2 separate regions of the Homo sapiens genome follow, and region 1 is linked to region 2. A link is a loop called in an ENCODE intact Hi-C map of the cell type or tissue named here. Cell type or tissue: prostate gland. All regions are shown on one strand. Each heading gives the region's core, and the rest is flanking DNA. Links, peaks and the distances in the headings are about the cores only.

Evidence for each region. Hi-C counts contacts between places; a loop is a spot of excess contacts. Peaks named below come from ENCODE experiments on the same cell type or tissue, not always from the same donor. Only the 100,000 strongest peaks of a DNase experiment are listed, where the experiment ranks them.
Region 1: a loop joins it to region 2, with 2.1 times the contacts of the local background. A loop is called at or near these places in 4 of 110 quality-filtered maps.

The regions. Positions count from the first base shown.
Region 1 is chr13:36,052,729-36,069,082 of GRCh38, forward strand. All of the region lies in intron 3 of DCLK1 (doublecortin like kinase 1), which reads right to left. It also overlaps the pseudogene NMTRQ-TTG10-1. Among named protein-coding and RNA genes, the nearest start is that of DCLK1, 70 kb to the right of the region's middle. In prostate gland, for the core only: no CTCF peak of the experiment used is centred there; no DNase peak of the experiment used is centred there.
Region 2 is chr13:36,124,540-36,140,893 of GRCh38, forward strand. It overlaps DCLK1 (doublecortin like kinase 1), which reads right to left and starts at 6,843. Exons shown (of 17, transcript NM_001330071.2): 1 at 6,575-6,843; 2 at 1,223-1,617. The coding sequence starts at 1,598. In prostate gland, for the core only: no CTCF peak of the experiment used is centred there; DNase peaks (open chromatin) are centred at 6,219 and 6,878; H3K4me3 peaks cover 1,285 bases.

The DNA of each region.
Region 1 (16,354 bases), core at 8,305-10,804, 68 kb before region 2:
TGTACCTCTAGGCTTAGAAAGTACTGCTCCATGTCATTATGTGATGGATGGGTAAATGAGTGCATATGCACACAGAAGTCATAGAAGCTAGCCTGTAGGAGAGACGTCTATGAACCCCTAGACAAACCACACTCCCCACCCAAACACTCATTCTGTCCTTGAATCTGCTGCCAACCTTCTGCTAAGTAGTCTCTCAGCCTGAGTCCTATGACTGAGCTTCTTTGAGGATGGGGTGCTTACAATCTCTGAGGCAGTCACTACCTTGGGAAGTTCCATTTGTTTTCCCTTGTATTTAGCTGAAATCTCTTTTCCCTTAGCTTCAACCAATTGGCATCAGTTATTTCCTCCAAATTCTGTTAGAGAGTGCATTCCAATTACTAAAGATGCTAAGTAAACAAGTATTAAAAGGAATGCTATATTTAAGGCTGCCTGATCTTTCTACTTACTATGAAATGCAACACACATTGATTGAGTGCCTACTAAATGAAAGAACTGTGTGAGGTACTAGGCGGCCACTGGAATAAGAGAACAAATCTGCCTACAAGAAGCTCACAGTCTAGCGAGCGGGGCAGGTATGTACCTTCATAATAAGGGGCAGAACAGGATTATCATCACAGAGAAAGACAAGTCAAGTAGAACAAGGGCTCAGCGGATGCAGAGATCACTTTCTACTTAGTAAATCTGGAAATAGCCATGGAGAAAGGAAAATGCAAAATTAACAGAGTCAACCAATACTTATTTACCGTCTACTATGTGCTAGGTAGTGTTTGGGGGACTGAGGTTACAGCAGCACATCTAACATTTGAGGTCTTTACTTCCAAAGAGATTAGATTTTAGAGAAAGGAGACATAGACAAGTGTGACATATATTTCACAATGTGTGTGTATATAGTATCACGATATATATATATATAAATTATATGTATTATATATTGTGACATATATATGTCATAGGGTGATAATGATAAAGGGGACAGTGCTGCCGGGTGGGGGGCAGGTTTCTATTTCAGATAAGAGGAACACCTCATATGGGGACTTCTAAGCACAAACATTAAGGAAGTGAATAAGCAAGCTATGCAGATATCTAGGGGAAGAGATAGGTCTTGAAGATGAGATCTGGTGTTACCCAGGAGACTCTGGAATGAAAAGCACACACTGAGGCATAAAGAGAGGAAGCTACCTGACACAAAGGGAAACAGCATGTGCTGCAGTTTGGTGTAATGCAGGATTAGTGTAAAAGCCATGGAAGATAAAGGATAGAAAAGCAGAATTGGATAGCAATTCTCCATGACACTTCTACATGTCTGATGACAGCTTTTGTCTTAGATTATCTTTGCAAATTTGTGGGTCGAGCAAACAGCCTTGGAAGATAGAGACAATGTCTTTTTTCAGGGTAAAGGGCATATTTGTTTCATCACCAGGATAATGTCCTTGGCTGGGGCAAAGGCTTGGTAGCAACCCTTATAAGATAGGGGGCTTTCTAAGCTTGGAATTTCTCAGCAGTGACACATCATCAGTATATGCCCAGGAATCCCCGAGGCTACTCCACATCTCCAGCATGGGACTCATGGGGAAAACCAGTACAAACATGGAGCTCATGTTGCCTGCTGTGCTGTAATAAAGTCCTTCATTTCTGACCCAGGAGTTTTCTATCTTTTGCCAGTATCCATGAAAATGTGACAGTCTAACTTTTTAGCTTGCAAATAAAGTAAATCTCAGGACCTTCACAACATAGCTGGGCTATTATTATGCTAATAACTAAACACTGAGTTGAGAAACTTCCATTCTACTTGGGAGAGGGGTAGGGGAAGTACAGAGAAACAACCAACCAAACAAACAGACACTTGATAGAATGTCAGGTAGTCACAAATGAACAATAAAGTAAGATAAAAGGACAGAGTAATGGGGATGCTATTTTAGATATGGTGATCAGGAAAGGCCTCTATGAGGAGGTAAATGTGAGCAGAGACCTGAAAAATAAAATGAAGCAGCTGCTTGCTATGGTTATGTCTATTTAAGAGATAAGGAAACAGAAGCTAGGAGTGTGTATCTTGCTGAGGTCTTGTCCACACTAACGAGTTGTGCATTTGTCACAGCTTACACAACTAACAAGCTGGGGACTTGTTACACAACTAGTTACACAACTAACAAGTTGTATATTTGCCACTACATAAAAAGTAGTGCGGTGGGGATATGAACCATGGCATCATGAATCCTGCCACACTATGCGTTCTGTATATACTCATCTCTAAGGGGTAATGAGCACTCAAACTATGGAGAATGCAGTAGGAGTTATGAGAAGGAGCAGATCTGAAAAACAGCAAGAGACAGATTTCACAAAACTGGTCACTGGGTTCGCTGAAAAGGCAAATAAAGAGATTAGAGAGGACTCAGAGCCTTTAAGCATGGATGGCCAGAAGAACAGCCGTTCCCAGAAACCAGGGCTCAAGGATGAGGGGCTGAGAGGGAGGGAGAATGGGTAAATGGATAAATAATGACTTGATTTTCGACATACCAACCTGGACGCATTAGTAGAATAGCCTTTGAAACTTCCCCTCCGATTTGAGATTCATGGACTTTGCTCCTCTGCCCTCTGTTGTGACTTTTATTAATCTATAAACTCTAGTTCTACCCCAGCCCCTGGGCCCTATTAAAACACCGGCAAGAGAAAATGAACTGTCTCGTGCTGACTATTCCTAACCAGCTGGCTTTCTTTCAATAAACAGGGAGTGAACTCAGTGTCTATTCTCTCTTACTAAATTTTCCATTTTTCATTCCTTTTGGAGATTTCAGAAGAATAAGGGGAAACCTCCCCGCATTTTCCCCAGTGCTTCTTTTTGACGGGTTCCTGGAGAACACCACTGTACTGCTGTTCAATTTATTTTTCTTACTTATATTAAATATAACAAATTCAGACACCACACTGTCATAAATCCATGTCACATTTTATCCCTTTATGTTGACTGCAGGATTTTTAAAACTTCATTCTAACTTCTTTAAAGCTTGCCAGAGTGCACTGATGTTGAGGTCAGTAATAGGTCTTTTATTTCTATTTTTAAGCAGTTCTGATTTATTATAGGATTTTTAAAACAGTATTAAAAATATAAAAAGGCATAAACTTTTAAAAATTAACTGTTTATTAAAAATAAACTTTAAAAAATTAACCATATAATGATTGCCATTCTAACTGGTGTGAGATGATATCTCATAGTGGTTTTGATTAAAAAGTCAGGAAACAACAGGTGCTGGAGAGGATGTGGAGAAATAGGAACACTTTTACACTGTTGGTGGGACTGTAAACTAGTTCAACCATTGTGGAAGTCAGTGTGGCGATTCCTCAGGGATCTAGAACTAGAAATACCATTTGACCCAGCCATCCCATTACTGGGTATATACCCAAATGACTATAAATCATGCTGCTATAAAGACACATGCACACGTATGTTTATTGCGGCATTATTCACAATAGCAAAGACTTGGAACCAACCCAAATGTCCAACAATGATAGACTGGATTAAGAAAATGTGGCACATATACACCATGGAATACTATGCAGCCATAAAAAATGATGAGTTCATGTCCTTTGTAGGGACATGGATGAAATTGGAAACCATCATTCTCAGTAAACTATCGCAAGAACAAAAAACCAAACACCGCATATTCTCACTCATAGGTGGGAATTGAACAATGAGATCACATGGACACAGGAAGGGGAATATCACACTCTGGGGACTGTGGTGGGGAGGGGGGAGGGGGGAGGGATAGCGTTGGGAGATATACCTAATGCTAGATGATGAGTTAGTGGGTGCAGCGCACCAGCATGGCACATGTATACATATGTAACTAACCTGCACAATGTGCACATGTACCCTAAAACTTAAAGTATAATTTAAAAAAAAAAAAAAAAAAGAAAGAAATTCCAGAGCACACAAAAAAAAAAATTAACCATATAATGAAAATATATGTATATGTTAAATGTATGCATAACAATAAATATGTATGCATGTGTGTGTATATAATATATTCTCCGTGGTGGCAGGTACCTGTAGTCCCAGCTACTTGGGAGGCTGAGGCAGGAGAATGGGGTGAACCCAGGAGGCAGAGCTTGCAGTGAGCCGAGATCGTGCCACTGCACTCCAGCCTGGGCGACAGAGCAAGACTGTGACAAAAAAAAAAAAAATATATATATATATATATATACACACACACACATATATATTCTCCTTTTTTACACAAATGGCATTATATTATACAGACTTTGAAGATTAGAAGATACTGTTTTAAAACTACCACCAAGGACTCACCCTTAGGTAGGCATGCACATGTGAGTTTATATACACACACACACATACATATGAAATATAGTCAATATTTAAAATTTTATTATAGTGTAAAAGTAGTTATATCTCAGCATTTGATGATGATGATGATGACGATGAGGATGATGACTCTGTAAACCACATCAGTGATATGTTCTCCAGATGAATCCTGTCTTTTAGTAACAAATCAGAACCATGGATAGCAACACCAGTCGTCCCACCCCTTTTCCTTCCCTTCAAAATGATTTATTCTTTCAAAGGAGTAACTTCACCCCAATCTCTACTTTCCTGTCTTTAAAAAACCTGAAGGTATAAGTGAGGATTTAAGTGCCCCAGAGGGCTTAATCTTGAAAAATATTAGCGACTGTTACTTAAATCTATGTAACACCACATTTGGGAATGAGCACTATTTAAGGCAGACATCAATCAGTTATTCAATCAGGTTGATTAGCAAAAAATAAAAATTCCATTGTAAACCTCTTAGGGCAGAGAGATGAACTGCAAGTTTTGCTTGTTAATAATACCATTTAAAAGAGATCTGGGTCTTTGTTCAGGCCTTGTTTTGTGTGAGACACCCATGAAAAATTATTTGTAGTTTCAGCCTGTGCAGGGTTCAGTTGAGGTTCAGATTCAGGATATTAAATTTATGGAATAGATTAAAGCCATGCTCTGCAGCCAGCATGGCTTTTAGTTTGCAGAATGAAACATGGGGGTGTAGAGAGAGGGATTTCAAAGCTCTGTATTCAGGCTGAGCTTATCTTTTTTCCTATGACCACTATGCTTTAAGAAGAGTTTAGAAAGTCGGCCAGTCATGAATGCTTGTCTATTAAACATATGCTTCTGGGACAAAGACCACACAGAATGTGAGGATGCATACTATGACTTCTGCCCTCAAAATGCTTATATATTTTGGGGGGGATAAGACAAGTTGTATATAAACAGTCACTGTTTTTCATCTTTGCACATGGCCATATTCTGAACAATAACAGTAAATATCAAGAGAATAATTCATCAGTGCTCTAATAGGACATTCAGAGGAGAGAGGAAACCTGTGGGCTGCTGGTACTGAGAGACATAATGAAGCAGATGGGATTAGAACTGGGTTTTTAAAAAAGAGTGGAATTTTGACAAGCACACATTAAGGATCCATCTCTGTGAAGGAAAATCGAGTACAATTGCCATTCACTGGACAGAGTTGTCCTCCCTGTAACACTGGCCACAAGCGTCCAAGCCAGGACAGCATTCTGAGAGCCTGATGGACTGAGAAAGGGAACTTTTCCCAGAGTAACCAAGGGCTAGGCTGTGTGAGGAGCAAGAATGAATTTTAGTAGGGAATGAGAACCAGATATTAGTGCCAAGGGCAGGATCAAGACTCAGGACTGAGAGGGAGATCTAATTAGAAGGCAAATTAAGAAATGTGAAGCTAACATCAGAGGTAAGTCTGGAGTAAGGCACTTAGTGAGGAAGGATGAAGCAATTCTAGATATAGGCTGAGAACAAGGTGAGGATCTTAGAGGTCCACAGCTATAAGAAACATCTAAAATGGGATTGCGGCAGCCAGGAAAGATGTAAAGATATTATAAAATTAGACCCAGGATTTGCTATTTGAGGGGTTATCTGAAGGGAAAGAAGTAGAAAAAGTCGTTTCAAAGATTTGAGGCTCAGAAGAATGAAGACCCCCACTGATATGGAAGGCCACTGTGAGAACTCGATTGAGCATTTGATTTTGCTTATGTTGAATTTGGCATCCAGGCCAACATATAATTTAGTGGGGAGTATATGCTCAGTAGGGATTAATTCAGAGCTGGAACTCCCTGAATAGATCAGGAATGACATCCAATATCCCTTATTTTTCTCAGGAATAAGTTAGTAATGATCAGAATATCTACTGGATTTCTCAATTGACATTCGTGGCCAAAGAGAGTAGCTAAGGTAAATAAAATTGATTCTAATACTTTTCTTAAAAAATTCCACCTGCAAAACGCTACCTTTATAGGAAAAATACTGCTCTGTGGGTTGAGAATTGTTAGAATGACCTCTCCAAATCAGATGGCAAATCATGCTTTGCAAAGCTCATCATCACAGTGCTCCATCCATCATAGTGCTTTGGCCATACAGCTTCATTTACATTGAGAAACAAACAGAATTAGCGTCTGCGCCTCAGGAAAGTGCCATTGTGTATAAAAGTATTTTCTTTAAGTCAGATCAGGATAAAAGCTTTCTCTTTTCAATTCCCTACAGTACTGCTCCACTTTCTCATCCATTACCTCCTTCACATAGTAATATAAACACACACTTTACTGCTGCATGGAGAAATATTAATGCTAGAAACTTGGCATTTAAATAATACCTTTCTCCCAATAAGCCAAAAGCAGTTTATAAGGCACTATTCTATGAAATCATCACAGTGGGCCTGGAAATAAAATCAAGATCTTTGTCCCTCCAGAGACTATTTTCTCCACTAAACCCCACTGGCCAACTGCCAGCATCAGGGGAAAGAAATACAAGCACAAAAGAAAACCACTTACTTTGACTTGAGGGATTTGACTCTGGACCGTAGAGAGCTTGCACCATAGAAAGTGGGTAGCCAGAACTAATGGTGGGGTCTGACTGGTTTTCCAGTGTAATCCTTAACCCCAAATACCACAGGAAGTGCTTAAACAAATATGCTACAAGTAGTTGGAATAAAAGAAAACCCCTCTTGCTTATATTGTTCTAACCCAGCTATTCCCTTCTGATTTTCAGAATACCCTAAAGCCTGAAGGAGAATTTCTATTAGTATATCATGTTTTTCATAACAAAGATGACTTCACTTAAATCTCTTTTTTTTTTTTTTTTCTTTGAGACAGAGTTTTGCTCTTGTCACCCAGGCCGGAGTGCAGTGGTGCAATCTCAGCTCACTGCAACCTCCACCTCCTGAGTTCAAGAGATTCTTCTGCCTCAGCCTCCCAAGTAGCTGGGATTACAGGTGAACACCACCAAGCCCGGCTAATTTTGTATTTTTAGTAGAGATGGGGTTTCACCATGTTGGCCAGGCTGGTCTTGAACTCCTGACCTCAGGTGATCTGCCCACCTTGGCCTCCCAAGGTGCTGGGATTACAGGGGTGAGCCACCACACCCAGCCAAATTTTCATAATCTAAGTAGAATATCAATATTCAATTCACATGAGCTATCTATACATGAACATGTGTTTTTGGTCTAAATTCCATTTTCTTAGTATAACAAAATGCCTATTAATCAACAATTCATTCAATCATGTATTATCTACTCAGTACTACGTCACTCTTTCATAGCTGATTGTCTGTCTTTCAAATACCAACTTCCCATTCTCAGTGGTACAGTGGCCAGAAAGCATACTTTTTCCAATTATATCAGCCTCATGATCAGAACGATTAATGGAGTCTTCTGTGAGTATGCAAATAGATGTACAGATGTTTATCAAACACAGACATTCCGTATTATACTTGACTGATAAATACATAATCATTAATTTTGATTTACATGCTGTTGTGTGTCCTAGCGTGTGTGTTGACTGGCAGAGATTTTTAAAAATCTTGCTGCATCATACTTCAGTATGCACTCTGCAAGTGCATACAGCAGCAAAATAACCAACAAATAGTTAATAATGAATTAAATGAGTTAATAAAAAAAGATGTCTGGTTAAAAACCAGACTGCAACAAAACTTTCTCTCAAAAAATTTAGTAACATAAACTGCTAAAGATAAGATACCAATCAAAGAACTGTGCAGTTGTGGCCATAACTCAGACAACCAAGGATGCAGACAGGAAGACCCATAGAGTATTTATTCTGTGCCCCAACAGCCCCCAGAATGCCGTGTCTGCAGGAATGATCCATAGGCTGGAAGAAAAAGTGATCATTATGTCAGATGTGATGAATGCAACACCTGGTTAGGAACAATGTGTGCAAAACTGTACACAGCCATATGAGGATGGAAGCATATGGAACTGATCAGAACACAATCCTGGTCTCAGGTAAGGGGGATGGGGTCACACAGATCTTTTAAAAGACTCAGAGGAAGCATGTGGTGATGGCGATGATGGGGGAGTTGAGGGAGGAGTTGTGAAACCATGAGCCTGGATAGAATTCTTAAAACTGCAATCAGCCGGGCACAAAAACAGTGCATTTGGAGCAACAGGGAATGAAGTAACCCCACTCTGGCTTTCTTAAACTGAGAACTGGCATTTCTTCTCATCTATGGCCAATTTCGAGTTACAGCCTTGAAGTAAGCCCCAGCACATTCGAGAAGAAAAACATACCCCATTACACATGTATTTTTATGATAAGTAAAAATAAAGTATCTAAAGACAAATATTTACTCCCTTTTCTAAAATTAGAAGATTAGATAGGTAGCTGCTGTTCAAAGCACATAAGTGGTTTCACTTCTGATGGCTGAGAGGGCAATAAAACTGTAAGCAAAACATTTAAAAAGCCTCAATTCTCCACAAATTTCCATTTGGATTCTTTTGTTTTAGTTACTTTCTCTCCTTCTACCCAAAGAGTGACTCACAAATAATTCTAGCAGTATATACCAGTCCACATGACACTTAATAAAAATAATATATCTGGAAAAATGGCAAAAATAGTTTCTAGTTTAAATACTGCAACAGATAGGAGTGAAATGACGAAGTGTGAATATAATTTGGCTCAACTTAAATATAATTTGGCTCAACTTAGTGTTTGACAGAGAGCCCAACAAATCAATATTCCAAAACAACCAAACATTTAATAGCGTTACCTTGCATCTACTCAAAACTAAGTGGCAGCCAGAGATTTTCTGGCATTAAATCACAGCATGGTACATTTCAATATCCACCATCAATGTGTTGTTTTTCATAAAATACCACTGAAGTCACCACAACTCGTTGGAAACCCCAAAGTCCCATTTTTCAGACTTTTCATCTGTTAAGCACCTCTCTGAGAACCCTGTCTAAATTTGGAGTGCTCGTCAGGTACAATTCTGTTTGACTTCTGGTTGTGATTCACACTTCAGTTGAGCTTCCTGTCATTTTAAAATGTCACCCTTGTGGGTTTTTATATAAATAAATGTGGGTGTTCCCATTTTATAAATTTTATAAACAGGAACACCTACATTAATTTATATAGTGGCTTTGATGTTCAAGAAATACTGTATTTAACTCTGAGATGCTCAGGGTTTACAGACTGTTTTTGAACTTCACTCATCAATAATCTACATATAAAGAATCAAACACTCCTAAATCATCCCCCTTTGTCCAAGCCTCCTGAAGGCCATATGGATGTTGCCTGGTATCCCCTGGAATGTGCATCATGGGGGCAGGGACTTACTGTCTTGGTTTTTGCTTTATTGTCAGTGTTGAGAACCTAAGGTTCACAATCAAACACAAAACAGGTGGAGAACAACCCACCTGTTACCCTAGACAGAAAGGCACCTGGCTACTCGGCCTAAGCAGTTTCTGGTTTGAATCCCAGCTATCACTTAATATACCTCTTTAAAAGTTAAACCTGTTGATGGATCCTTAAAATGAAAATAATGACATCTTGCAGCAGAGCTTTTGTGAGAATTAGAGATAATTACATAAAGTGGCTGCCTGACATAAAGATATCCAAATAATCGCTATGAGGATGACGACTTGATAGTGATTAATAAATGCAAACTGTGATGTTTCAAATTAAAAAGCAAGAGAGAAGAGAACTGACCACGGATAGGCGTCATTGTGGAAACTTCTTCCAGACTAGACTGGATCTACCTTAAATAAACATTGAATATACAAGCCATCGTTCCAATTTGATAATCCAACTTGACAATATGTTCAGGTCACCATGATGTCTACTAATGTCAAAAGGTCGATAATCCTGACCCAAGTGTCATCTGCAAACTTAATGAGTATATTTCCTGAGATGACCATAATGCAAGGTCTTTGTGTATTTGTTTGCGGATGTCTGTATCTGATGTCCTTTGGTTGCTTGCATGTAACATGCTGCCAGTGGCCTCATGAGAACAGGACTTGTGTCTGTTTAATTCAACTTGCCTGGAGCCAATACAGCATCACGTGCATGTGGAAATGAACTGATTCTGATGTTGATCATGATTTTCATCATCTCAGCTATGATAAAGATTATTAACTTTTAGCAGAAATCTCCTCCAATGTCACCAGAATACCACAAAGTGCCTTTGGGTTTGCCTTTTAGATATGTTGGAAAAGTCTAGATGACCATTCTGGAGGTCCAGTTCTTCCTCTCCTATCCCAGGGTCCCAGGGATATTACAAGCGATGAAGACAACAATGCTGAAGAGCCAGAGAGAACGTGGGAACTTCTTCCCTCTGAATGTCTTCTCTGCCTCACAAGGAAGCTAGGCCACTAGATCATGGCTTCAGTTAGACTCTGACCATTTTCAAAATATATAAGAGAAAAAAATATGCACAGTTACTCTGCTTCTCAGTAACTTCAAGGCCTTGAGGCTCTTATTTTTGGAGTAAGTCTGGCATCAGTTACAGAAGAAAGGAGCAAAGAGACGTAAGAAGTATACAGGTATGCCCAATATTACAGAAGTGACCACACCTGCCAGACCACTCACCTTTTTGCTAGATGGGAATTAGGGAAATGGTCAGAATAGGAGAATTTGTTTCTTTTTACCTTTCTAAGAAAACGTGAAAAGAGCTGAACAGAATTGTTCTTTTATTGGACAATAATATTTGGTGTATTTTTCCTAGTAGCTAGTCAGGAATTCAACCTCCTTAAAATGCTTTGAAATAACAGCTTTATTAATTAGCATATACTCAGTTCCTAGTACTCAGCTTGGCACAGAGAATGCAGGCAATAAATATTTATTACATGAATAAATTAATGATGAGTTGGGATTGTCATAAGAAATCTCCACAATCCATTAAAACAGATTACTACATTTTTAAAACATGACCTGAAGGGTAGGTTTTGGCACTCTGACAACTGTAATTAGCCTATAATAATCAGGTAAAATGAGAAGTAATAAAGGTATGATAAACATCTCACACTAAAAGTAAGCGAACACTGGGAAGCGCCTCACAGTATTTGATGAATACTATTCACACGTGATGTTATTTTCTTGCTATGCACAAGATTTTTATTAGAGGCATTCATTGAATTTAACACATCAGGCAAAATGAAGCATCCACTAATCTGAGAAGTCACAAAGCTTTAGGCATCACTGAATACACTGCAGCAAATGTCCAGAAGGAAATATGTATGGTGAACTGTTCATCGTAAGTTTGCTCGTGTGCAACACAAATGCCATTTTCCTGCAGATAAGACAAAGGTCCATTTAACTTTAGTCCATAAGAAAGTAGGGGGTGGCGTGGGCGTGGCGGCTCATGCCTGTAATCCCAGTACTTTGGGAGGCTGAGGTTGGCGGATCACGAGGTCAGGAGATCGAGACCATCCTGGCCAACATGGTGAAACCCCATCTCTACTAAAAATACAAAAATTAGCTGGGCGTGGTGGCGTGTGCCTATAATCCCAGCTACTTGGAAGGCTGAGGCAGGAGAATATCTTGAACCAGGGGGTCAGAAGTTGCAGTGAGCTGAGATAGCGCCACTGCACTCCAGCCTGGCGACAGAGTGAGACTCCGTCTATTAAAAAAAAAAAAGAAAGAAAGTCAGGGGAAAAGCAGGAAATGGGTAACTTCATCTTTACCAGGAATAACAGGGTCTATTGTACAAAAAAAAAAAGAAGAAGAAGAAAGGTAATGAAACATGAAAGTTCAGTGCAAAAATCTTCATATTTATTCTATAATAAGGGTACCTATCTCCTATCATTAGCATTTTATTCTCAAGTAAAAACAGGTCACCATGCCATTACTTTGACCTCATTACCTTTTCTTAAACATGATTAAATAATGAAAGGCAATGGTACTAATAATTCAACCATATTCCTAAACAATGCTAGAAATGTTCTCCAAGCACTCTTCTGTAAAAAAATGCTTTCTTTGGAATTCTTGACTTTAAACGGACTGCAGATATTTGAGAATAGTTGAAGAAAATATGCAGTCTATGGAAAGCATGAACACAAAATGAATGGACTTCTCAGCTATCTGTGCCATCTAATGTCTAGGATTTCCCAGAGAAATGATCTGAATTGAAATCCCACCTCTACCACATACTATGTGATCTTAAATTACTTAACCTCTGAGTGCCTCCATTTATTCATCTATAAAATGGGCATAGAAACAGCACACATCTTACAGGGTTGTTGTGAAGAGTAAATGAGACATGATGTTAAACATGTGGGCACAGAATAAGGACTCTGTAAATGTTAGCTGGTATTCCAGTGACTTGGAATTTGGGTAATTCTTCCTATAGGATCAAAAGGAAAACTGGAAAGGAAGAATAATTCAGCAAGACAACTCTTCAAAGACTGATGTGGAGATCCAAGGCCTCTTAGCTTTTAAGAACCTATCTATATTTTCATATGATATATTTCAATATCCATCACAATCTCCAGCATCCCACCCCAAATGTAAGAAATATGTCTGACAAAAGAATTACTTTGATAGAGTAAATAGTAGAGGTTTAAACCCTCTTATCTCTAGAACTATAGGAATTGAACCTAACCCTGAGAATCCAAAATTCTCCATGCTACCTGTCACACCACATCCTAAAATAAGGTCAGCTAGAGACTAAAGGTGACTAAGCAAAGGAAAGACTCATCTGGCTAATTTGGCACATTGTTTTAAAATTGTCCAGAAATCTAAATAGCCAACAGTTAAATAATCATTAACATGATATTGTAAAATGGAAAAAATACTTATGCCATTATATTACAACAAAAGAATAGAGGATATAAAATTAAATATATAGTAGAGTATCTATGCACATTCTGAGTCATTTACACACAACGGCAATGGTAACAGCAATTGTAAAGCTCTTGGTGTAAAATTATGGCTGTTTTTTTTATTTTCTTCTTCATACCAAATGCTATATTTTCCACCTTCTAAAAACACACAATAAAAAATACAAGTCCCAGATATCAGAATAACAACAACTTCATCGTGTCTAATTTAAATAGCATTTTATAATATGCTAAGAGCTACAATATACTTAGTGTCATTTGCACCTCAAATAACCCTATGAAGTCTGTTGAGCACATAACGTTCCTGCAAGATCAGGCACCTGAGAGAAAGGGTCAAGTCACTTCCCATGTTTAGGCAGCCAGGAAGGAGGGAGGCTAGAAATCAACCCAGGGCTTCTCCACCTCTTCTCATGAGAGTGGTCTGGAACAGAACGGCCCTGGAATATTAGAATTCATGGGTAGAGCTGCCCCATTGGTCCTTGGCCACAACACTTCTTTCCTGGGCTGTAAAATGAGTCTAAATGACAGCATTTTCCCAAACAGATTTTGTTACAGTAAGAAACAAGATATTGTTTGAAGTAATCACTGGTACATTTCTCTCTATGGTTTTCATTCACTTAGAGGTGCTGTAATGAACTTAGCATGGCCCAAGTAAATCAGGCACATACATCGTCTTCCATCATAGTGGGGAGGTCTGGAAAGAACCTGTGCTACAGCTAAAGAAACTATCATCAGAGTGAACAGGCAACCTACAAAATGGGAGGAAATTTTCACAACCTACTCATCTGACGAAGGGCTAATATGCAGAATCTACAATGAACTCAAACAAATTTACAAGAAAAAAACAAACAACCCCATCAACAAGTGGGCGAAGGACATGAACAGACACTTCTCAAAAGAAGACATTTATGCAGCCAAAAAACACATGAAAAAATGCTCACCATCACTGGCCACCAGAGAAATGCAAATCAAAACCACAATGAGATACCATCTCACACCAGTTAGAATGGCAATCATTAAAAAGTCAGGAAACAACAGGTGCTGGAGAGGATGTGGAGAAATAGGAACACTTTTACACTGTTGGTGGGACTGTAAACTAGCTCAACCATTGTGGAAGTCAGTGTGGCGATTCCTCAGGGATCTACAACTAGAAATACCATTTGACCCAGCCATCCCATTACTGGGTATATACCCAAAGGACTATAAATCATGCTGCTATAAAGACACATGCACACGTATGTTTATTGCGGCATTATTCACAATAGCAAAGACTTGGAACCAACCCAAATGTCCAACAATGATAGACTGGATTAAGAAAATGTGGCACATATACACCATGGAATACTATGCAGCCATAAAAAATGATGAGTTCATGTCCTTTGTAGGGACATGGATGAAATTGGAAATCATCATTCTCAGTAAACTATCGCAAGGACAAAAAACCAACCACCACATGTTCTCACTCATAGGCGGGAACTGAACAATGAGAACACATGGACACAGGAAGGGGAACATCACACCCTGGGGACTGTTGTGGGGTGGGGGGAGGGGGGAGGGATAGCATTAGGAGATATACCTAATGCTAAATGACGAGTTAATGGGTGCAGCACACCAGCATGGCACATGTATACATATGTAACTAACCTGCACATTGTGCACATGTACCCTAAAACTTAAAGTATAATAATAATAAAATTAAAAAATAAAAATAAAAATAAAAGAACCTGTGCTAACAACAGGCCTCTTTTCCTTTCTTTTGCATCATAATTCAGAAACTAAGGCCTTAAGCAGCCCTGGGTAGAGTGGATCTTGGTGCCACACCTCAGCTCTACCTCCTTGAGGACAATCATGCTGCCACTGAAATGCCAGGGTTCTTTCCACTAGGTTTCCAATCTGCTTCTTGGAGGTATTCCCTTCTCTCCTAGGAGCTGACACAGCAGGCAGCATTTCCTGCAACACCCTCCAAAATCACTATGCTAAATGAGAAGAGTCTGCTGCCCCCCACAGAACACTAATCTGCTTTGTTTTCAGCCAGATGTTTTATAGGGGACATCTGTGTTAGATGGAAAACAAAAAGTTACTGGTCTACATATTAGGGAGCAAAAAGGAATGATGTAAACGCACATGTATAAGTGTTCAAATTTTTCAAGTACAGAAAGAAAAAACTTAAGTATTAAGAACATAACCATGGACTATGACCACACCGATTAATATTTTAAAAATCCACAAGACATCTTTCCAGCATTTTATATTGTGATTCCTGAAAATTTACGGTTATCAAAAAACAGAGCCAAATTTGCTAAGCCTGTAAAGTCATTCTGTTCCTATTATTCTGGCAGTAAATGACCTGGCTGATTTCATGCTGGGCAACAAAGATAAATTTATCTGTATCTAGTTAAAATGCATTTGACACTGTACATAGTTTTGGCTAGCTACACTGTCTTGGTCTCAAGTTAAAAATAAGAGGCCATGTAAATCAATCCTAAACTCTTTACACAAAGCCACAGTAAAAAGAACTGCTTGGTATTCAGTGAATATAATCCTCTCTAAATAAATCTTAAACTCAGCTTTGGAGAACTTCTATGTAAAACTTGTATAATATAGCTTTTACAGGCCAAAAATTAAATCCTTAGATTTAACAAATTCTACTTTTAAACGTTTTCTTTGGCTGAATCTTGATAGAGAACAGTCTTTTTTTTTTTAACAAATTCTCATAATTCTTTTCCAAAAATTCTATATTTAATAACTAGTTAATCTGATCAACAAAGACAGCTTGAAAAATACTTCTCATGACCTAAGAAACAATAGGGCCTAAGACACACAACTCAAATTAAATGTGTTCTCCACAATAAACTTCTGGATTGCTTTAAGAAAATGCAGGGGGAAAATCCATAATTCATCTCACTAGTTTCAACACAGGGCATTTCAAATCCTCTTTCCAAGACCATGATGGGTGCTCCAAAGTACGTAGTCTTTCAAAACACACTGAACTGGTTTGGATGAGTTGAAAACTCCAGGTTACTGTGAAGGTAAGCCAAGACCAAGGAAAAATAAAATAAAATTTGTTACTGTTTTTAAATATAGCAGTCAGATAAAAGTTATAGCTTTACATTTAATAATATAATGTCACTTTAGCATAGTCTAACGCATTTTTCAGTGAATACAGTTTTCACATCACATTATAGCAATTTAATCTTAATAATCCCATG
Region 2 (16,354 bases), core at 4,765-7,264:
ACATACACTGGTTACAAAGCAGGACAAGAGGGCTCTGTCAGTGTGCGGTCAGGGGAGAGCAGCCCCCAACTCCAACGGGGCTGCAACGGGTGCTTCCTGCTACCTGCACAAGAGAGGGAGGGATTATATGGCATCCCTCCTGGACCCAGTTGAGTTACACGGCCTGAGCAAATAGTTCTGGAGTAAAAATGAACTCAAGGTGAAATCAAGCTCTTCCAACACTCCATCCAACCTCCCTTTCCCAGATTCTTTTGTGCCATCTACTTCTTCATCATCAGGGCCTTGAGATCTCAATTTCAGAAAAATCAACCCTCCAAAAAGGATCTGCTAGCTTTTTTTGCACCTTGGTATACATTTAATCCCAGTCTTTTTTCTCCAACTCATTTTAATTGGCGATGATTTCTAAGGCAATGACAGGCTTTATGCCCTGTTCAAACAGGGTCAGTCCTGAGGCAAGTGTAGCCCAGAGTCGGTGACCTTCTCTGCTTGCATAAGATACCAGGCTGCATCCGTGGACGCAAACAGTCCTATTTCCACATTAAATGTCTAAAACAGATAATGACTATTAACCTAAATTGGACTTAAAAAATTAAACTGAACAGATTAGTCCCTGCATATCCTCAAAAATCAGAGAAAGACAATAATCCTTTAAACTCAAAAGGAAGCATCGCAGTGGAACGAGCTGTCAGAAAACCTGTTTTGGTCCAGGGTCATCACTATCTTACCACGTAACCACCGACATGTCATTTGAATTTTCTGGTCCTTAGACTCCAAAGATAAAATTAATGGGTTTGATAGCTATCTAAGGTTCCTTTCAACTCTAAAATTTCATGATCCATTTGTCATTTTCAATTCAAGTACTTTCGGATATCGTGATAGCAAAAGTTTAATTTGCATTTAGAAACGAATATAAACTATGAGATTGAAGAGATAAAATGGACTTTTAAAATTAATGCAGCATGGGTATGAGAAAGAAAATAGAGAATGCTGTAGAATTAGGGACTTTTTCCCTTAGCACATTATTATAAGCTACCTGACAATACCATTAATTTTTTTTCCTTTTTACTCTACACAATAGCACATTCGTATGTCTGAAACTATAAGGATCACAGCCATAAGGCTGAATGTCAACTGTCAGAGGGCAAATGCGAATCGGCTACAACACTGGAAATCTGAGCCTGGAACCTGTAGGGTCACGTGGGGGTTATCTCACAGCGCTCACCTTCCACCAGTTGGTCCAGGCTGGAAATCTTCTTGAGCCCATCAATGGTGTAGATTGTTCTCACTCCCTGGGGCAAATTCACGTTATCCGACAGAGTTCGGGTCAAATCAGCCAGCAGGGCCTCAAAAGATCGGAACCGGTCTGGGGAGATGGCATACACAATCCCTTTGAAGTATCGATCTCCGTTTCGATAGAAACGAACTTTCTTGGCCTTCTTCTCGGAGCTGAGCGTCTGCAGCGTGCGGGTGCGGTAGAAGCTGCAGTGGGCGCTGTGCGTCGGGCTCGGCAGGCCGTTCACCCGCGACCCTCGGCTGTATCTCTGCGCCTTATCCCGCTCGTCGAAGTGCTCCAGCTCCATGTCTCTGCCGAAGGACATGATGGACTTCAAGTAGGACCTACGAGCCCCAGAAACAAAAGCAGACACACATATTGATGTAGGTTATATATATATATATATTTTTTTGTTTTTGTTTTTTTTATGTTAGGGACAGGGTCCTGCTCTGTCACCGGGCTGCAGTGAGATGGCACTCACTGAAGTACTCACTGAAGCCTCACACTCCTGGGCTCAAATGATCCTCCTGCATCAATCTCCCAGAGTATCCGGGACTACTACAGGTTACAGGTGCCTGCACCACGCCTGGTTAATTTCCTTCATTTTTTGTTCATTTGCTTGTTTTTAGTAGTAGTGATGAGGGTCTTGTTTTATTGTCCTGGCTGGTCTTGAATCCCTGGCCTCAAGTGATCCTCCCCCGCCCCCCAACCCCTTTGGCCTCCCAAAGTTTGGGGATGATGTTATTTTGAGATCATGATTTCAAAGGGTCTGCTTCAGAACAGCTGGGTGGAAATATTGCTTTAACTGATGACACATTTAATATGAGTTATCAAGTGGGACAGAAAGAGAAAGGGATGTGAATTCCCACAAAATAAACACAGGCTCCTCTGCACGCTGTCAGCAGAAGAGGCCGATCCCAGTGGAAACAGCTTATTAATCAGCCACAAATTTGTTAGAAGCAGCTCCTAGGTTGCCCATGGTTCATCAGGCTTCAAACAGATATTATTCCCAATAGACACAACAACTTTCCAAAGTATTGTCCTTCCTTACAAAAGAAGAAACTGAGGCACAGAAAAATTTCCCCTAAATTGCTCCAAGTAATACAGTTGAGAAATGCTTGTACCAGCAACTCTGTTCCAGGTTTCCCTGACTCCAAAGCCCACTGCTCCTTGCAGGGCAGAGGGCTAATCCTGGTAGCAGGAAGAAAATAAGCTCTCATATCATCATACAGTGAAAGAGAAGTAGCTATGGTGGGCTGGGACAGAAAGAGAGGGCAGGCAGCATAACAGTCAGATTGTAAAAGTTTTACATAATGTTTGTGTGCCCCATGGCCAGATGGAGAGCAAATTAAATCAATCTGTAGGTTGGACCAACTTAAAGAAGATTTTCCAACATATTCACACATTCAATATTTTTAAAAGCAAATTCACTATACTTCATTTACTTATATTTAGTACTTCAGAAAAGTTGAGTTTAAAAAAAGAAGAAAAAGGAAGAGAAGGAGGAGAAGGAAGAGGAACAACAAGAAAGGAAAAAATGTTTGGAAGTACATTTCTTGGTTCTTCCTTTCATTAAGACTATCTTTGTGATTGAAGAAATTGAGGCTTAAAGATGTCGATTTACACTTGACCCCATGCTAGCTGTGTAAGCTTGAAAAATCTACTTGCTCAGCATCTTTAAGCCTTGATTTCCTCAACCACAAAATGGGAATGAGAACAGTACCTACCTCACAGTCAGTATTAACTATTAAATAAATTCATGCACATGAAGTTCTTATCATAGTGTCTGACATGTGATAAGTACTAATTTTTTTATTAATAAAATCTGTTTTTGTGTTCCTGGCCCTGACACATAAAGAGCTAGCAGGAATAGAATCTTTCCTTTCTGGCAAGAGAGGCCCCTGCTTTCTTCCTGATCTCCATCTCATGACCTTTTGAAAGGTACATCTGTACCCCCTGGTCCCCACAGCAAGCTGACTGGAGGACCAGTTCATCCTTGCTGAGGGGTTGGTTGATAAAGGTTTGTGGAGCCTTGCAGGGGAATCTGTGGTTTAACAAGACAATCTAGAAAGTGGAAAGACCAAAGCATTCAAAGGAAAGACACTTTAATGACAAAATTTCAGGCATGTTGAAATAGAATATCAGGAAAATGGAAAATTTGGAGCAAGAACCTTACAAGCACTCCCCAAGTCCCACCATATTAGATGGACATCACCTTTCTGAAGGTCAGTGAACACTCACCAATGCACCACTGTCTCCCCAACCTTTCTTTGGCCCTCAGTAAACTGACCTCTGATCCATTCAGAGTGGCTAAAATTTCACACCTGAAAGCATGACTAGAGATTTGGTACTCCAGAAATGAAGTGAAAGAAAGCAATATTTACTGAAGGTCTAGGAGGTACCTGACACTATTACTCATCAACCAGTTGTATAATATGCTAAAAATTCTCTTCTAAACCTCATATTAATCCAACAAGGTAGGTAATATTATTAATATTCAGGTGAATATGGAATTTATCCAGGGTCCCAAAATTATAACTGAGGGGTTGAGATTTGAACCCAGATTTACTGTAACTCCAAAGCTGGTGTTTTCCATCCCTTGCTCCTTTGAAACTGGTTCCTCTTCAGCATGAGAAGCAGGATTTTGTAAGCCCTCACTCCTAACTAGCTCAGTGACCTTGGACAGGCCACATAACTGATCCAGACCTCGTCTGCACACAGAGGAAGCAGTGGTCAGCAGGCCTCTGATGTTGGTGATTCTATCTACCTGCTTATGGGTCTATTGCTGACCCCACTGAAGGTCTGGGGAGGGAGAAATGAAGTGTGATTTAAACCTGGAGTGTTAATGAGTTCAGTGTACTTTTTTCCCTCCAAATATGAAAACTATTTCTTGCCTCTTAATAACTCATAGTAGTCAGAATTTGCATTTTTCAAAAACAGTTATATATAGGCAGCTCTGAACTGGTTTCATTGATTTTGATGTTAGATAACTTTAAAACAATGATCCCTTGATATCCAGTCCTGTAGGCATTAGTTGTTAAACAGAACCAATTTTTGTCCAGGATATTGGTAACTGCTCTTACTTTTTAATTTATATGGTTTTAAAGTGAGCTCTCTTGTCTTCTAAAAGGGAGTGTGTCTTGGGGGTGGAGTGGAAGACACTCCCAGTACTCACACCAACTCACTAAGTTCTTCAACATTTTGTAAATTATAAAGGCCAAACTCACTTTTGAAGTTTGTGTTTTATTCTTAAAGGCAGTGATCATTCTCCCAACACTAGGAGTTTGGGGATTTCCTTCCAAATTGATATAAACTAAAAGAAAACAAGCAGGGCCATAGGGAAGGATGGCACAGTTCTGTTACCAGAAAGAGTGCACATCGAATTCTCAGTGACTGACAATTGGCAAAGGCCAAATAATTTGGCAATAGTTAGAATTCCCTGGGGGAACGGGCTTTTAGGACCAAGAATTCCCACACCAGATGAAAAAAGAAGAAAAGAACAATTTAAAATAGAAAAAAGGTTTACTTTGTTTCATTTTATTTGCATATTTCCTCAAACTGGATCACAGGTTCATCCAGGGCAGGGCTACACCTTTTACTTCCCTTCCCTGAATCTGTCCAAAAGTGGGCAATGGTGTCGACAAAAGAAACCATACTCAGAGTGAAATCATTTTCAAGGCTACAGCTACCTCTAAATGGAGCACACTCCACACCCTAGTGTGCTGGTAATTATTCGTGGCAACAAAATAGGTGTTCTTTCCCTCACCTTGGCTTAGTCATACATTTGAACCATGCATGAGCTTCTGAAGATCCACTGGCCTTCCACAGGTTTACACTTTCTGCACAGGAAGGCTGCGAGAACACACAGCTCAATGTTCAGAGACCATAGGTGGCCAAGGGCCTGAGTGCACATGTGCAGTGGCACCAGGATGGTAACCACAGCACCTCAGCCACAGCGACCACAGACACTGGAGGTAAGAAGGGCCACTGGCTCTCATCAGAGCTTTTCCTATAAATCCTGCCATTTCAAGAAACCAACATCCCTGATTGTTCTCGGTGGGATTTCTCACCATTTTGAGGAATCTATGTTCATCCTTCTCTAGATGAGCACATGGTTCTTGTTTCAGAAATTTACACACATATATACCAAGAAAAAAATGGCATAAATGCTACCACATCTAAATAGATGCTGGACCTGGAAGTCCCAAGGCATATTTTAACCGTGGGATTAGGATTCAGGTGGACTGGCATGAAATAAAACGCACACATACCTTCCAGGCCCGTGCACCACCACGGACGTAGACATCACAGGGTGTGTGCATATCTTTTATAATTTTCCTCTATATGACCTCTCTTAAAAAATCCCTTCTGACCTGCATCCATGTGACATTTCATACTTAAAACGCTGTCCTACTTTCCTTTCCCACTGAAAGGCAATATATTTAGGAACAGTCATAAAATGTATTCACGGAACAGCCTGCAGTGTGGTCGCTGAACGTGTGTGCACCGTGCCTGGACACACTCACAGGTGCAGCAGAGAGGGAGCCGGTTTGAATGAAACCTTTCATCTTCTCTCTCACCGACCAAGCATCTCCTTGCCAAATCCAGGAGCAATTCCGCGCAAACCTGGTTTTCAAAAGCAGCCTCTTTTGTGGGGCATTGCGGGGCTGTGCGTGCGCTCCCACTAGGAGGAAAAAATGCCATTTCCTCTCCGCAAGCTTTTAGCACTGCAGGTACTAATTTGAACATGAGGCAGCCTCGCTGTCCCTGAAGGAACTTGAGACCCTGCAAACGTACTTGCAACACCCACGCTGCAGCCACCACCACGCACGAATCGACCCCATCCACAAGCACACATCACTGGCCCGGGCACACGGAAAAGCACACACACAATAAGAGGCCGGGCCCGGCCACTCCTTCCTTGGTTCCCGCTCCGCAGCCAGTTCTGACAATGACAAGCACCTCTCCCAGCTCCTCCGCCCTGGCTCTCCATCTCCACTAACAACGCGAAAAGCCTGGGAGGGCCCGCTCGCCTGACTCCAGGTTTAAAGCCCCATGGCACCAAACAAAAGAGGCAGGTGCCAGCAGCCCCGGGGCCGCCCGCACGCAACGCCCCCGGGTCGGGCCAGGCTGGCCAGGGCAGGGCGGCCGCCTTTCGAGGAACTGCGGGCGGGGCGGCGGGGCCAAGCTGAGCGCCCGCCCTGCCCTCGGCGCCCCGCGGCTGCGGGCGGAGCGGGCTCTGCGGAGTCCCCCGGCCGCCCTCCCCGCAGCTCCCGTCCCCAGGGAAGGCAAACCACGCACCGGTCCGCGGAGAGACGCCGCCGGGGGTCTTTGTGGCCGCGCTGGGGGCCGCCTCCTGGTGCTGTCCTCGCCGGGCTGGGCGCGGCCGGGGCTGCGGGGCTGCAGGGCTGGGGGGCGGCGGCGGGGCCGGGCTGGGCGGCAGCAGCTGCTGGAGCGCGGCGCCTCGGTTGCGGCCACTAGTGCAGGGATGTGCCTCGGCCCGTCCTCATTGAAATGCGGCGCTTCGCACAGCCTCACTCCAGCCTCTCTCTCCAGAGGAGGGCGGCGGCGGCGGCGGCGGCGGGCGCGCTCCCTTTTCTTGTCTCACTCGCTCACACGCCCTCCCGTCTCCCTCCTCCTCCTCCTCCTCCGCGTGCGCGCCCCGTCGCCCCCGCCCTTCTTGGCAGGGCGCACCCACCACGGCTGCGCCCCAGGTCCTCCTCCCTCCCAGCGCCCTCTTCCCACCGCAGCAACCTCGGTGCATCTGGCTTGACTACACCCCTAAACCTCCCTAGTCCCCACAAGTAGTCTTTGGGAGATGGGGGCAGATCAGATGGTGGAAGAGAACGTGGACAGGGCTGAGTCTGAGCCAGGAAGTGTGCAAGGCACAGAGGTGATATGGCCGAGAGATGAGGCCCCCACCGTCGGGGGAGGGAAGGAGGTACCCACACTCATACCTTTTGATGTGACCTCACGGTCTGACACCTTTCCCAGGGTATGGAAGCCAGTGGATCACCTTCTCATCCTTTTTGCCCGGGATGCACCCACGCAGTGCCTCTTCGGATGACCAACCCTCCCAAGCTATGCACTCTGGTGCCCCCCACATTGGGAAGAGCTGGATCTGTTCATGGATCCCACCCATCATCTCCACTTAACCCCAAGACATGAGTCACTCTTGGAATAGTGACCTCTGCTTAGAGTCAAATATGTTCCAAAGGGCCCTTGAGAACTGAAGGGCCAGGTTTCACTGCTGGACACTTTGTGGCTGCCAAGGCTGGGTCTGCGGTGGAAAGCCCCATGAGCTCATGCGAGCCTCTCCTCCCAGAGGGGGAATGTTCTCCTAGCCCAGGCTGTTCACAGCTTCCTCCAGTCTTTGCACAAAAGTCCAGGGAGTGGGAGCAGCTCCCAGATTTCGGTGAAATCTTAGACTGGCTCAGTACGCAGCCTGAATTTTGATCCAGTTAATCTGACTTTCAATCCTGTCGTCCACAACCTGTGTTTGTCCCAAATACACATGAGTATACAAAATACACATAAGTATTTTTCTCTCTTCCTGAGCCTACACCTTTCAATGGAACATTAAAATTTTATTTTTCTCTTGCCCATTGATCCCAGTTATGTGTTTGACTACTTATTATTAAAAAGTTCTATTCTGAAATACTTTCCAAGTATGATGTAAATGTTAAATAATTACCATTTGTTTTAAAACACAGCTCAAATGAGATCCATGCTACATATTCCACAAGTGATGCGATATTTATTTTTGAACTATTTAATAGCCCAGAGATGAGAGTACAGTGAACTCACCAAATTAACTAAATGCAAAGTAGTAAGCCTATTCTTTCACATTCTGAGGCAAAATGAGAGCCATAGGGGTAAATTAAGAGAAAGGAAGAAGCCAAGTACATCTTCTGGAGAACAGAAATCAGAGCTTCTTTTTATCTTGCCAATGACAAATGCCAAGTGATTTCTTCCAAAATGCTAAGCCAAGAAATAAATTTCATCTCTTAACCCCTATGGATATTCTACTAGGGTCATTTCTTAAGAGCTTTAAGTAACTCACCATCATCTTACCTCTTCCTAGCTGTTGTACCTAGCACACACAGATAATGTGTTCAGAGAATCACCTTGGTGTTTGACTCTCTCAGTAGCAAAGTGCTCTCACTAGAAATAGTTGGGCATCATTAGCTCTTTAAGGAAACCAGGGGGCAACTGATAATTAAGTAGATGAAGACATTAAATAGTATACATTGGCCCTACAGTATGGTCATATCATTTAGTCCAGGACAGCAGGCTGGTACTAAAGTTCATTCCAGGGCAGCTTAAGCATTTGGCAAATCTAATTTATATTCAACAATAATTCCTTATTGAAATGAAATCTAACTAGAAAACTCCTAATTCAAGTAATTTTCAAAAACGAATGCTACTTCCTTTATATTACTAAGATATTGATCAAAGAAGTGAATGGAACTAATACATCCTTTCCCCCAGGATCATCTGAAAGTATTGGAGATCTCATTCTAGCTCCCAAAAGCAAATGCTATTTAAGCTGTACCCCAACTACCGCCCCAAGCAGACACAGCTCTATATCCTACAGGTTGAAAATGACTAGGCCTCAACTCTCTCAGTGGCTCCCATTAATTTAGTGCTTGCTTTTTGCCATGCTGGGGGCTTTCATACATTTTCTTACTTCATTCTCATAAGAACCATGCAAGGTAGGCATTGGCATTATTATCCTCATCTTACAGATGAAGGAATTTAGACATAGAGAGGTTACATCATTTGCCCACAGTCATGTAGCTTAAAAATGTCAAGCCCAACTTCAATATTTAAAATCGGTATGTTTTAAAATTCAAGTCAGTTTTTCAATTGCTAAGGCCATATGCTTATAAAGCAATACCAAATTCTAGTGCAAAGTGTAATCTTTTTTGGAAAATGCAGTCTTTTAATCAAAGAGCTTATTACTTCATAACAGAGAGTTAACTCCTTGCTATCATGAACACTGCTTCTTTTAGTGATGGATCCCCTCAAATGTGTCTTTGGACTAAACTTCTCATGAGGACATTTGCACTTTAACCTCTGGCAACGAAGAGGATGGATAATCTTATCTAAGTGTGCTTGTCTTCCTGAATGTAAGGTTTTAGTGCAAACCAGGAAAGAGACAGAGAACCATTATTCTTCGGAATAATACTTTATAATTCACCATGTATCTTTTTTCAGGTTCTTTTCATTGGCTTCTTCATAAACAATATGCTTAATCATGTAGATGCGAGTAGAACTGTAGAATGAGAATATGAGCAGGAAGAGATACACTTCCTGTTTTTCCCTCTAGGAGGAAGAATTTGCTCTGGCTCATTCATAATCTCTCCTCTGTGGCTATGGGCATATAGTGCTCCTGGGTTGGGAGACTGTGTATATGTAGTGGCTGCCACAATTGTGAGAAGCAGCTTTACAGAACATAATCGTCAGTCTGATTTTCCTTTGTATTTCTTTTCTTCTGAAGGCTCTGTATGGCATTTCCTGATAGTTTGTCTAATTCCCTCTAATTACAGAGAACATACTTCTGGCTTCTACTAGAATCACAGAAACTCGGTGATGTCAGACCTTGGCAGAAGCCTATCAATTTTTACCCAGTGCATGAATTCCCTCCACAACAAGTTGTCTTCCAGCCTCCATTCTGTTGCGTCTGTGGCAAAAGTGAAGAGGAATAAGATTATCCCTTTGAGTGTTAGGATAGATCATGGAATTCTAGACACAGTAAATGAGATCTTTAAAAATAATTGTTTTAACTGGCTGTTTACCTTTGGTTTGGCCCTCCAAACATGCTGAGGTCCAAACTACATGAGATTCTGGACCTACACAGAGGAAGAAAGGCTCCTACTACTCTCATAGAACCTCTATAAACTAGCAGAGAGCTTCTGAAAGCTCTTTTCTTCGTTTCCTGCCTAAATGTAATTTGCTTTAGTAAAGGGGAACTCTGCACAGCCCACTCCCCTGCTGGACAGCTCCTCAAATTCAACTAAGATCCACTTCCCTGGAATTTTCCTGTGTACCCTGGGTCTACCCTTTAGACCTGTGGAGAACAAATCAAATGGTCCTGGCTTTTGCTTGACAGTCTCATTACTTTCTCCCAAATTTGACTCCTCATTAACTAGGAATCCTCAGCCCTTCAACTGCTTCTCATTTGACATCTTTGGAAATGCTCACAGCAGTGCAACTGTCAGTGTCTCCCTCCACATCTGCCTCCCGGAACTGGGCATGGCACAGCAGGGGTGGTCTGACTAGGGAAGCTCCATGACTTCATTGGCTGTTGACACGGTGCTTCCATTATAGGAAGCTAACGTCTAATCAATGTCTCTGACAGGCATGCCATGCTATTGACTCATCCAGTCAATAAAAATCTCCATGCTTTTCACATGTTTTGCTCTTAAGACCACTCATTCTGCATTTGTTTAATTAGATTTGGGGGACCTAAGTCCAGTGCCCACTTGGAATTTTCCTTTATTAACCTTGCGTATTGTTATTTGCTCCCCCATTGAAACCTGTTGAGTGAGATCCTTTTGGATCCTAATGAGGGCGCATTATACTTGAATGATCCCTCCAGCATCCTATCAGTCTGATTAACACTGCACCAACATCATCATCTCAGTTGTTGATAAAAGCTTTCAACAGAACATGGTCACAGCAGGCTCCATCACCTTACTGCCCACGGTCTCTCTCCAGGTTGATGGCTGATGGCCAATGACTCTCTCAACGTACTCAAGTAATTAGAGGTTAACATGTTCTCTCCAGAAAATAATTATCTAGAGATCCAGTGATAGGAAAATTCACATTTTTATATGAAGGATTATATCCTTGACTTCAATGCCATTTTGAGGTCATGAGTTTTACAGACCACATAATTTTTCATTCATTCATCCATTCATCTAATAAGTAATTTTTGAGTGTCTCCAATGTGCCAGGCACCATGCTAGGTAGAAGTAATACAATCATGAGATAGAGTTACAAATATCCTGTGCCCAGGCATTGGTAGCTTGTAGGGAGATTGGATTAAACCCATACTTACACAAACAATTATTTAAGTACCGTGAAGGAAAAGAACACAAATAACTTCAAGGAGAGTGTTTCTTCCCCGAGGAAGTAACATTTAAGCAGAGACCTGAAATTTGCCAGGCAACAAGGGGGAAGGGCATTATTCCAAGGAGAAGAAATAGCTGAGTGAAGACTTTGAGTGGGAAGCAGCTTGTTCAAGGAAGAAGAGGTGGGCAGAGTGGCTGGGGCACAGGCAGACAGAGTGGAGAGAGGCAGCTGCAAGAGTGGGCAGGGGACAGCACCCCACATCCTGAGGGCCTTATTAAGGAATGTGGACTTGTCCTAAAGAAAAGGAAAATCACTGAAGGATTTTAAGCAGAGAAGTGAATCTGAACTTAGTAAAGTATTCAAATCTGCAGAGTTCTTTAAGTCCATAGATTAAATATGGCATCTCCAAGTGAAAAATAAAATTATGTAAAATTACAGGTTATTCTTGATACAAGGATTTCAGAAAAATAAGAATGTATACTTACTTATACATTCTATCACTGCCCCAAGGAATGGAGTAATTACCCCAAAATTATGAAAATTTTACTTAAGGATCCTAAAATTAATCTCAAAAATAGTCACCTTTGCTAAAATACATCTTGTTTTTTGTTTTTTTTTGAAACAGGGTCTCACTCTGTCACCCATGCCATGAGTGCAGTGGCATGATCACGGCCCACTGCAGCCTCAGCCTCCCATGCTCGAGTGATCCTCCCACCTCAGCCTCCTGAGTAGCTGGGACTACAGACACTTGCCACCAAACCTGGCTAACTTTTTTATTTTCGGTAGAGATGAGGTCTTACTATATTGCTCAGTCTGGTCTGGAACTATTGGGCTCAAGTGATCCTCCTGCCTTGGCCTCTGAAAGTGTTGAGATTACAGGCATGAGCCACCATGCTAAGCCCTAAAATGCTTTCAAATAGAATTTTATTTAGCCACACTCTTTGTTCCAGAAATTTTTTAGAAACAAATAATTTACTTTTTATATTTATTAATGTATACTTATATTAAAATACTGTATGCTACTCTGTTAATTATATTTTATATAATTATATTTTCTGAGAACTCTCACTGATTCTATAGAATACAAATATTTAAGAAGTCACAATAGTTATGTAAGTCTTCTAAGCATGTAGCAGACCTCACCTGAAACACCTGGGATTTTTTAAATTAGGGGCTTAGACAATAGTGTTTGTCCTTTTATAAAATACGCCTGTAGACTGAATAATTTCATAAGTAAAGTCAAAGAGTCATTGGCAAGTTTTTAATGTATCCCAAGGAGTCTTTTAAAATTTAATTTAATTTGTAGAAGTGGATTTTTAAAGGTATCTTTTAAACAAAGAGAAAACGTACTACATTTCTGCTGTTGATAATCTTTTAAGTGAAAAAAATCAAAATATTTTTGGTACATATATATTCTAAACTTTTTCATGTATATGTATATATACCAAAAGTGTAGCTTTAAACAGAAAAATGTAGGATGCTAACAGATGTAATGTATTGTATTATAACTTCTTTCATTTAACAATTAACTCAAATGTACCATAAATCTAAATGCAAAAACTGACACAATAAAATTTCTAGAATAAAATATGGGAAAAACATCTTTGTGACCTTTGGCTATACAAAGGTTACTTAGAGAAGACCCAAAAACATGAAACATAAGTAAGAATTAGCTAAGATGGCTTTTATGAAATTAAAAAACTTTTGCTCTTCAAAAGACACTGTTAAGAAAATGAAAAGGCAAGCCACAAAGTAGCAAAAAAAATTTGCAAAATATATATCTGATAAAGATCTTGCATCCAGAATAAAGATCTCTTACAGCTCAACAGGGAACAGAACAAAAAAAGGGGTAGAAAGGCAAAAGATTTGCACAGACACATCACCAAAGAACACATAAGAATGCCCAACATCTTTAGTCTTTAGGGAAATGCAAACCCAAACCACAATGAGATGCCATTGCACACCCAACAGAATAACTAAAAATAAAAAGACTGATGATACCAAGTGTTGGGGAGGAGGTTGAGCAGCTAAAGCTCTTCATCATCCCTATTTGGAATATAAAATGATATGATTATTTTGAAAAATAATTTGCCAGTTTTTTTTGTACCTACTCTATGACCCATCAATCCCATACCGAGATATATACCCAAGAAAAAGAAAAATATGTTTACGGAGACTTGTATTTAAACTTTTTTACCAGTTTTATTCATATTAGGTAAAACAACAACTGAAATAAATATTTACTGGTGAATGGATAAACAAACTGTGGAATATGCATACAGCTATTTAAAAAGTGGAACGGCTGATACACACAACATGGGATCTCAAGGTATTATGTTCAGTGAAAAAAGACAGGCACAAATGACTACATGCTGCATAATTTCATTTATATGAAATTCCAGAAAAGGCAAGAAAACCAGATCAGTGGTCACAGGGCTAGAGGTGGGAAAAGATTGGTTACAAAGAAGCATAGGTAAAATATGTGGGATAATGAAACTTCTATATCATCATTGTGGTGATGGTTACATACAGGTACCTATTTGTCAAAATCTACCACATTGTACACTTAAAACAGGTCAATTTTATTGTATGTAAATTACAGCTCAATGAAACTGATAAAAATGTCCATACACCAAATGCAAAGTCAAAAAACAAATGATAGGCTGGAAAAAATATTTGAAATATATGTGACAGACAAAGATTACTCTTTCTAACTTACAAAAAGCCATAGAAATTTATAGGTAAACATCAAGCAATCTGATAGAAAAATGAATAAAGTGTATGCAGTTTTCCACTTTAGAGTTGATGCAAATGGGTATTAATCATATGGAAGGATGCTCAACCTTATTGAAAATTCAGGTTGAAGTAAACAAGGCAAACATGAGATGCATTTCCCCTCATCAGCCTGGCATCTATTAGAAAGACTGATAAAATATATTGTTAGCTAAAATATGGAGGAAAGGACACTCTTATACAACAGCTATAATTTTTTTGGAAAGCAAATCGCAAACAGCCTTTGATCCAGCAAGATCTATTCTACAAAAATAAAAGCACCAGTACAAATAAAATTGTGTCTAGAATGTTCATTGCTGATCTTTCCCTACCATCAATGGTAAAATTCTGGCAGGAAAACTACTGTTTATAAATAGAGAAATGGCTGAATAAATTGGAGCACATATATACATACTACAGAATAACATGCTTCTATTAATAACATACGACTTAGGCTACATATATTGACGTGGAGGAATATGATATGCTGTTATATGAAAAGGCAAGTGGCAGAAATATTTATAGTATCATCTCATTATTTGGTAATGAAGAGAAAGAAAGAGAATCTGTATTGTGTATCTGTTGGCATATAATTGTATGAGCTTACAGAGCTAAGGATAAACATGCATCCAAAAGTGTAAATATTGGCTGCTAAGGAGCCAATAGTGGGGGAGACAGATTGTTGCCGTTTTCTTTGTGTATCTCTATGTTAATGCCCTATCACATGAACACTTTCTGGTTTTGTAGTTTGAAAAGAAAATAGTTTGAAAAACTGCACAAAGAATGAAGCATATTCCCCTCCCACTGCCCCCCACCCAGTGCTCAGAACTTTCACAACACTAACCTAGTACGCATGGATGTGACACCAAACTCTGAAAAACTCTCCTACCCTTCTTAGTTCTAATAAAATGTGAGGCCAAATGATAGAATATATTGTTTTTATAAAAATCAGTGGGTGTGGTTCAAGTAACAAATACACACACAAAGGGAAAAAGAACTCAAATTGGCTTTACCCTGAGAGCACTGAGCTTTAGTTTTCATAGCCTCCCAATGCAGGAAGATTGGAGACAAAACCTAGAATATGCTTATCATGAAATGCTGAAAAGGAAACCCCATACACTGTCAGAGAAAGGGTGCCTATCTCAACATTTTGTTTTAGGTTAAGGAGGAAAATATTCCCTAAGAATTTAGGTATACACTCTGGGCCTCATGTAGGTTTGCAGCCTAAATTCATATACTCCTGGTGACCTAAAAAGCCTTGAAGCTCTCAATTCAGTTTAAAATGGTTTTCAGGCATTTAGGAAAAGTGAACAAAGTCCTCACTGAAGAAATACATCTTCAAGCCAAGTCTCAAAAAATTCCTACTAATATACTTCTAAAGATTATAGGCTAATGGTGAAGAAAAGAAAGGAGGAATGGGGGAGAGGAAGAAGTAGAAGGGGGAGGAGGAAACACTTAATAGATTAATAAAGAAAGCAACATGAGTATGAGCTAGAAAAAAGTAAAAAATAGAGTCAGAATTAAAATGACTTCTGATAATGGTATTATCAGACATGGGATATAAAAATATATGCATGTATGTAGTATGTTTAAAGTAATAGAAGAGAGGATAAAGATTTCAAGCCAAGAGCAAGGGATTTTTAAAAAGATCAATAATATTTGGAAAAAAGTATCAAAAAGAACTTGTAAAAATTAAAGAAAACAACTGAAATTAAAATTTAAACAATGGCTTTTTCAGCAGATTTGATATAGCCGAAGAAAGATTTAGTAAACTGGAAATTAGATTTAAAGAATGAATCCATAATGCAACACAGAGAGACAAAGAAATGAAAGATACTGAATAATAGTTAGGAGTCATAAATAACAAAGTAAAAAGTTCAAAAATATGTCTAGAGTCCCAGAAAAAGAAAGAGAGAGAAAATGGGTGACAGAATACTTGAAGAAGAAATGGCTGAGCATTCTTAAAGAACTGATGAGAAATATTAAGCCCCAGATTTATGAAGTCTAAGAAAATCAAAATTTTATCAAAAAATTTTAAAAATAAAATTGACATATATACTATTAGAGTGAAACTGAAGAGCACAAAACCTGAAGAATAAGATTTTTTTAAAAAAGGACCAATTATAGTTGGTGCTCATTATTCACAGATTCAATATTTGAAAATTTGCCTACTTGCTAAAATTTATTAGTAACCCCAAAATCCATTCTTGCAGCACTTTCATGGTTATT